3 separate regions of the Mus musculus genome follow, and all the other regions are linked to region 3. Evidence: chromatin loops called from intact Hi-C (ENCODE). Cell type or tissue: heart. All regions are shown on one strand.

The links. A loop is a pair of places that touch in the nucleus more often than their neighbours do. Peaks named below come from ENCODE experiments on the same cell type or tissue, not always from the same donor. Only the 100,000 strongest peaks of a DNase experiment are listed, where the experiment ranks them.
Region 1: it touches region 3 in a loop (2.5-fold over the local background); 4 of 42 quality-filtered maps call a loop at or near these places.
Region 2: it touches region 3 in a loop (2.5-fold over the local background); 5 of 42 quality-filtered maps call a loop at or near these places.

The regions. Positions count from the first base shown.
Region 1 is chr10:127,310,216-127,312,715 of GRCm38, forward strand. It overlaps Mars1 (methionine-tRNA synthetase 1), which reads right to left and starts at 1,571. Exons shown (of 21, transcript NM_001003913.2): 1 at 1,306-1,571; 2 at 229-319; 3 at 5-83. The coding sequence starts at 1,414. In heart, no CTCF peak of the experiment used is centred here; DNase peaks (open chromatin) are centred at 1,476 and 2,266; H3K4me3 peaks cover 1,927 bases; H3K27ac peaks cover 1,561 bases.
Region 2 is chr10:127,337,597-127,340,096 of GRCm38, forward strand. Gli1 (GLI-Kruppel family member GLI1) reads right to left here. Exons shown (of 13, transcript NM_010296.2): 3 at 825-950; 4 at 476-568. The coding sequence starts at 924. Among named protein-coding and RNA genes, the nearest start is that of Gli1, 2.7 kb to the right of the region's middle. In heart, a CTCF peak has its summit at 1,425 (motif pointing right); DNase peaks (open chromatin) are centred at 1,425 and 1,815; H3K4me3 peaks cover 1,120 bases; H3K27ac peaks cover 818 bases; H3K27me3 peaks cover 1,298 bases.
Region 3 is chr10:127,122,622-127,125,121 of GRCm38, forward strand. No RefSeq gene overlaps it. Among named protein-coding and RNA genes, the nearest start is that of Os9, 2.7 kb to the left of the region's middle. In heart, a CTCF peak has its summit at 1,050 (motif pointing right); a DNase peak (open chromatin) is centred at 1,050; H3K4me3 peaks cover 1,052 bases.

The DNA of each region.
Region 1 (2,500 bases), 190 kb after region 3:
TCACCTGCAGTTCTGTTGCCTCCCATTCCAGCCACTGGTTGGTGAGATCATCTTGTTCCCAGCCACATAACAGAAAAAAATATCTGCCCAGGGAGAGAAAGTAAGTTGAAGCATCTGTCTAGTTCATGGATGAACCCACAGTAGAACAGTATTTGCAAATAAGGTCACAGAAAGATTAGTGATTCACCCTGATTTGGGCACCTCCCCACACCAAGAACCAATACTGACCGGCAGATTGCACTAGCAGAGAAGAGGTAGTTGCCACTATCCAGCTGCAAGACAGGGACCTTAGGCCGGGTAAGGAATGGTACCACACACTCTGAGACAGAGGAAAATGGGTGAAAATCAGGGGTAAGAAAATAAATGAGGAGGCTGGAGAGATGGCTCGGCTGTTAAAGAGCACTGACTGCCCTTCCGAAGGTCCTGAGTTCAATTTCCAGCAACCACATGGTGGCTCACAACCACCCGTAATGAGATCTGACACCCTCCTCCAGTAAATCTGAAGATAGCTGCAGTGTACTTAGATATAAGGCGGGGCGCAGCCTGAGCAAGCGGGGTTGACCAGAGCAAGCGGGGTTGACAGGAGCCAGCAGAAGTCCTGAATTCAAATTCCCAGCAACCACATGATGGCTCACAACCATCAGTACAGCTACGGTGTACTCATATATACATTAAATAAATAAGTAAATCTTAAAAGAAATGATTTGACGTCACATTGTGTGCTGGAGGCCTGGGTTTTCAATCTACAGTTTCGAAGGTAAGAACACTAACCGGGGAGGGGTGGTGGTGGAATATGCTAGAGGGGCCAGCTAGTGTTCAGTTGAGACTGCCAACTGCAAACAAGAGGTAGAGTCTACAGAGAGGTATAGAATAGTGCTGCAGTCAAGCTGTCAGGGAGGATCTGACCAGACAACTCTTAGAAAGTCACCCAAAAAAGTTGTCTGGGAATACGCAATAAACTTCAAGGACTGAGTGTGCACATGTCTGTACTGAGGTCCTGGAAGGAGAAAGGGGCTTCCCCAAAACGACACGGGAGGTTGGAGGTGATCGCGAGAGTGACCGGGCTGAGAGGGAGTTGCCATGATAGGTGGGTCCTGGAAAACTAACCAGAGGGGAGACTTAAAACGAGGTTTGAAGAGTACAGTGAGGGTAACTAAGGGAACTAACTTCAGAAGGGTTACGGAAACAAAGGTTGGCGTGACTAAAGTTAACGTTGAGTCGATTGGGGAACGGGCACTGGAGCCTGGCAAACAACTGTGAGATGAACACCCCTCACCCGCCGCCCACCGGCAGCCACTCCAGTACCTTCGGGGCCTACGGTGCTGATGAGCAGCTCCGCCCGACCCCGGGCCCTCGCGGCCGCAGCCAGCACGGGCAGGCTCCCCGGGGAACCCTCGCTCACGAACAGTCTCATCGTGCCTCGGAGCCCACGCTGATGCAATCGGAACCGGCCTCCCGCTCCTGGGTTAAGCTGCAAGGCACGTCGGGAAATGGAGTTCTGTGTCGGCCGGACGCTCGCGGTAGGCTCCAGGAAAGCCGACTACTCATCCCATCACGCACCATTACGAAACAGGAAATGGTTACCAACGAGACCCGGAAGTTGACGGTGCGGGCTAGCGTGGCACTCTGGGTCGGCCGGCTCCGAGAGGGTCCTTTGAACTGTTGAAGTCGGCCGCTGTAAAGCGATCCGATGGAGACGACGCGATGGGTGGCATTTTCTGATTCCTTACTGGTCGTTGAAGTGGTATCGCACGCGCCGATTCAAGTTGTTAAGGATCGGAGTTTTTAATTGGTTTGTGTGCGGGTAGTCCGAGAGCGTGGCGATGCATTTAGCTACAAGATTAAAAATCAGTTGGGGAACTGTGAGCAAACTTTAGTGTCAACGTGGAAATTAATGTGGCTGTCCATCAGCCACAAAGGATGTGGCTCGCGAACCTTTATTACTTAGGAATTGGGAATGTAGTTTAGTTAGTAAGCGTTTGCTTAGCATGTGCAAACCGCTGGGTTCACCCCCGGTACACAACACTGTGTGGTGGTGTGTCCACTCCTGTAATCCCAGCGTTGAAGAGGTGGTGATAAAATTATCATAAATTCGACGTTATCCTCTATTGCAAGCCAGCCTAAGCTACTAGGGATCTGTCAGTAAATCAGTGAGGAAGCCTGGAAAGATGGCTCAGCGGAGAACACAGGCCAGGCTGTCCTTTTCCTGGACTCTCCTTTGACCCATTTGCATGGTTGACAGTTGTCTGTAACTTGAGTCCTAGGGGAATCATGCGCCCTCTTCTGGTCTTCATGATTACTGCATGCATGTGGTGCAGAGACCTCCCTGCACTCGAAACCCCTTACAAATAAAAGAAAAAGGAGTTGGGTGTGGTGGGACACTCCCTTAATTCCAGGACTCAGAAGGCGAAGGCAGTTGGATCTCTTTGAGTTCAAAGCTATCCTGGTCTTTATAAACCTAGTCTCAAAAAAAAAAAGTGTGTGGTTTTTGTTTTGTTTT
Region 2 (2,500 bases), 210 kb after region 3:
AGGGCAGGAGACAGGAGTTAAGATGTAGTAAAGGGGGCTGGAGAGATGGTTCTGTGGTTAAGAGCACTTGCCGTTCCTTCAAAGAATCTGAGTATGATTTCTAGTACCCACATCAAGCAGTTCACTACTTCCTGTAACTCCATCTCCAGGGATGGTCCCACACCCTGGGCCTCAGGGAGGGCGCCAGGACCTGCACAGCCTCACACAGACATATACATTGTTACAAAAATAAAATTACAATGGGGGGGAAAGATACTGTAAAGGTACATTGTATCCCTGCACTTGGTGGGTGGGGCCTCGCTCAAAAACCTTGCTGCTTTTGCCTTGCTCTGCCTAGAGCCTCTTGATTGATTGTCCCCTGGTTGCCTTTGTCTCTGGATGTTTCTTACCTTGAGTTTGGCCCTAGCTTCCCCACCTTCTCCTGCAGAGCAAGTCCCAGACGGGCAGGGGCAGGGGGGATTGCCCCAGTGCTCACCTTCAGTGCAGCTGCTGGTCTCTCTGGCTGCTCCATAACCCTGGGACCCTGACATAAAGTTGGCTTGGTGGCAAAAGGGCAGACCAGAAAGTCCTAGAAAAGAGAGACAGCTGGAGCCAGGTCTTTGAATGGGGAATACAGGGCTTACCTTAAGACCCAACATAAGATATGATCCCAAACTCTAAACATACATGGTGGTGTGTGTGTGTGTGTGTGTGTGTGTGTGTGTGTGTAAATCCTCCTGTAGATAGGAAACTAGAATGCGCTAGGGATGGAGTTGAGAGGATCCTGGCGCTAGGTGAGACGACTGCCAAGTCCTCAAGGCCCAGGGACTGGTAAATGTATTCACCTTCTGTTCCCATGCTGGGGACTCCTTGGCTGTGGAGGGGTCGGAGACAGCATGGCTCACTATAGCTATTGACTTGTGGTGGAGTCATTGGATTGAACATGGCGTCTCAGGGAAGGATGAGGGGACCTGTGGAAAGGAATGTAGATCTGCCAGTTATAAAGATGGAACGAAACAGAGAAGATAAATGACAGTTTCAGGCACAGATCCCCCCCCCCCCCCGCCCGCCAGCATGTCCCTTGTGCCTCTAACCCTCATCTCAGAAACTGGTCATGGAAATCAATAACGTTTTTCAGCTTCCTTAAGAAGAAACATCCCAAAGAGTGGGCAGAAGCAGCCGTTCAGTCTTGGGGATCCACAGTCTCTGTATGTACAAGGGAATGTTAGGGACTAACTGATCCAACACAAGTCCTAGGTGATTTTTAATGCCATGAGCTCTCTCTACTTGCTTTTCTTTTTTCTTTTCCCTCTACCATTTCTTGTTCTGGCCATGGGCCAGCTTTGAGGTGTGTGATGGTGGAACACACGGAAGGTCTGACTTCATGCCCAGGGCTGCCGGCTCATGCCCAAGAGCAGAGCTCATGAGCAATCTCTCCAGTGTCCACTAGAGGGAGACCTCGTTTCAGTCCAGATAGACTGGTAGGGCCAGAAGAGAACACAAATGATCTGTCCTCAGACAGAGAACTATGTGTGGGAGGGAATAAGACTTCAGAGCAGAGCGTCTCCCCGACTTTTGAGTAAAAAGGATGAGAGCTAAAGTCATTCTGAGGCGGTTTAACTCTGGGTTTACCTATCCCGTTTGGTTTTGGGGGAAATCGGGAAGGGGCTGTCAGGAAAGTCTTAATGGGAATGAGAAAACGAAGTCCTCAAGGCTAGAGAGAGAGGAGCTGATGCGAGGTCCGCTTTCCCTCAACAAGTTTTTACTCCACTCCAGGTTTTTCAGCCTTCCGGGAACGGAGGGTGGGGTGGGGCGGGGTGGGGTGGAGAACCACTGGGAGCGGGCCGGCCGGCGCGGTGGGTGATCCCGGGATGCTGGGATTTAGGGTGAGGGCGGGGTAAAATGGGGAACGGAACCCGGACCCTACGACCCAGCCAAAGTGCTGTAGCCCGGGCTACCTTTGCTAACTCCTCCTTTTCCAGCCGAGACCCGAATCCCGCATCCAAGACCTCCCAGCTCGACATTGGCACTAACGTGGGGGTGGGGGGCACAGCTGGCTGGCAGCTGGATGAGGGGGCACATCTCCCGCCTCTCTCCTCTGTGACTCATTCAAGGGAAGGGAAGGACTTGTAAAGGACCCCCAGACACTAGAAGTTCCCTCAAAGTTGTCACTCTTCCTGTTCCATTGCCCGAGAGCTCCAAGAGACAGGATAAAAACGGGGCGACAGCCCCCTTCACCGAGAGCCACCGCCTACACTCACGCCTCCCTCTTCATACTACTAACTTTTCCAGTTTCAGTAAAGGTTTTCTGGGCTGGATGGGAGCATGAGAATTAGCCTACCAAAGACCCGAATCATCTTCGCAGTCTATTTTCTAGAGTCCTCTACGTACGTACCCCTTCTCCCCAACTCCCTGGAGTCGGCCCCACCCCCTTTTCCCGGTCCCGCCTTCCCCGCCCCCGTGCCTTCTCGGCCCACCCAAGTCGCCGCCGCAGGCTCTGGCTGCAGACGGCTCAGCTTCC
Region 3 (2,500 bases):
GCAAGTCAGAAAGGAAAAAGCAAATTGGAGGCTAGAGAGATGCCTGGGGTGGAAGAGGCAGGGGTAGATGGAAAAGTGTTTTGGTGTAGGCCTGAGTTCATAGAAAAATCTAGCTCAGCCGACAATCTGTCATTTCAACTCATCAGGGCAGTTTTATGTCAGTGTGACACAAGCTAGAGTCATCTGAGAGAAAGGTGCTCCGCTGAGAAAATGCCTCCACAAGATCAGGCTGTAGTCCAGCCCATAGGACATTTTCTTGATTAGTGAATGTAGCCCAGCCCATGGTGGGTGGAGCCATCCCTGGGCGGATGGGCCAGGATTCTATAAGAAAGCAGGCTGAGCAAGCCAGTAAGCAGCAACCCAGCATGGTCTCTGCATCAGCTACTGCCTCCAGGTTCCTCCCCTGTCTGACTTCCTTCAGTGATGAACAGTGGCGTGGAAGCATAAGCCAAATAAATGTCCTTCCTTAACTTGCTTTTGATCCTGGTGTTTTATCACAGCAATAACAACCCTAAGACAAACAGAATAGGCAGATCCTGGGGGCTTCTTGGCCAGCCAGTCTAGCCAAATTGGCAAATTGGCATGCTCCAGCGTCAACCAAAAACCCTGTCTCAAAAACAAAGGTAGGGAGCAATAGAGGGAGACGCCCGTGCCGATCTCTGGCCTCGATATGTCACAAACACTCACGTATGGACGTACACGAGCACACCCCTCTTATTCAAATTAAAAAAAAAAAAAAAGCAAATTAGAGCAAACAGATTGCCAAGCAGGAAAATGGCTTAAGTGTCCTCGGTGGAATAATCCAGTGCGTCTGAAAAGAGCGCACTGCACGGCTGAAACCTTCAGTGAGTCAAATCCAGGGCTCTATGTGGAGCCATACCTGGCGAATGTGCAACACTGAAATACATCCCCATTTCAGGCAGGGTGGCACTTAGCTCAGGAGACCTAGAAGTCATTATCCTGCTCCACCCTCAAGCACTGTAATTAGAATGCTGTGTTTTTCTTATTGTTTATTAATTTGCATGTATGTGTTGTGCCCAAGGAAGCCAGAAGAGGGCGCTGAATTCCTTAGAGCTGGAGTCACAGTAAACTGAAAAGCCAAACCTCAGTGCTGGGGAGCCAAACCCAGCTTCCCTGGAAGAGCAGTGTGTACCCTTAACTGATGAGCTATCTCTCCAGCCCCAAAAGTATATATATTTTAAGAAGATTTATTCATTTATTATATGTAAGTACACTGTAGCCGTCTTCAGATGCACCAGAAGAAGGCATCAGATCTCATTATCGATATTTATAAGCCACCATGTGGTTGCTGGGATTTGAACTCAAGACCTCTGGAGGAGCAGCCAGTGCTCTTAACCTCCTAGCCATCTCTCCAGCAGCACCCCCAAGCTATTTTTTTTAAATATTTATTTATTTTATACATATGAGTGCTCTATTTGCATGTATAACAGAAGAGGGCATCAGATCCAATTATAGATGGTTATACATGGTTGTGAGCCACCATGTGGTTGCTGGGAATTAAACTCAGGACCTCTGGAAGAGCAGCCAGAATCACTGAGCCATCTCCCCAGACCTTTAAAAGAAAAAATTATGTGTGTGTGTGTGTGTGTGTGTGTGTGTGCAACTACCATTCAAATAAACAAAAGGAGTTCTTAGAAAGCTAAACTATAATGGAAGAAAATAAAAACTCAACAGAGGGGCTGGAGAGATGGCTCAGTGGTTAAGAACACTGACTGCTCTTCCAGAGGTCCTGAGTTCAATTCCCAGCAACCAACTGCATGGTGGCTCACAACCATCTATAACAGGATCTGATGCCCTCTTCTGGTGTGTCTGAAGAGAGCAATGGTGTACTCATATAAATAAATAAACCTCTAAAAAATTTACTCCAGGTGTGGTGGTGCACACCTTTACTCTTGGCACAACAAAAGCAGCAGCAGGTGGATGTTCTGTGAGTTCGAGGCCAGCCCGGTCTATACAACAAGTTCCAGGACAGCCAGGGCTACACAGAGAAACCCTGTCTCAGGAAGAAGAATACAGGCAGGCATAGTGCCAGGAAGTTCATTTTAGTGCTCAGATGGCAGAGGCAGGCACATCTATCAGTTGGAGGAGCAAGCCTTGGATTCATAGACCCTGTCTCAAAAACAAACAAACAAAAAGAAAAAAAAAAGATATTTAAAAGGAGCTCCAGGGCTGGAGAGATAGCCCAGTCAGTAAAGTTATCCTAGATAGGGCCTGTGTCGATCCCCAGAAGCTGGGTAATCCCAGCAGGTCACCGGCAACACTCATGCTTGCAATGCTAGCACTGGGGAGGTAGAGACAGCATGCCTGGGCCCTCCGGCCAGCCAACCTCCTCCATCTACTAGGTGATGCTAGGCAGTGAGACCCTGACCAAAACAAAACCCCACCGAAGCTGGCTAGAGGAACAAGAGCAAATGCTAACCTCTGGCCCCAAAAGGTACCAGCACAGGCATACATGCACATACATGCACATGGACATGAA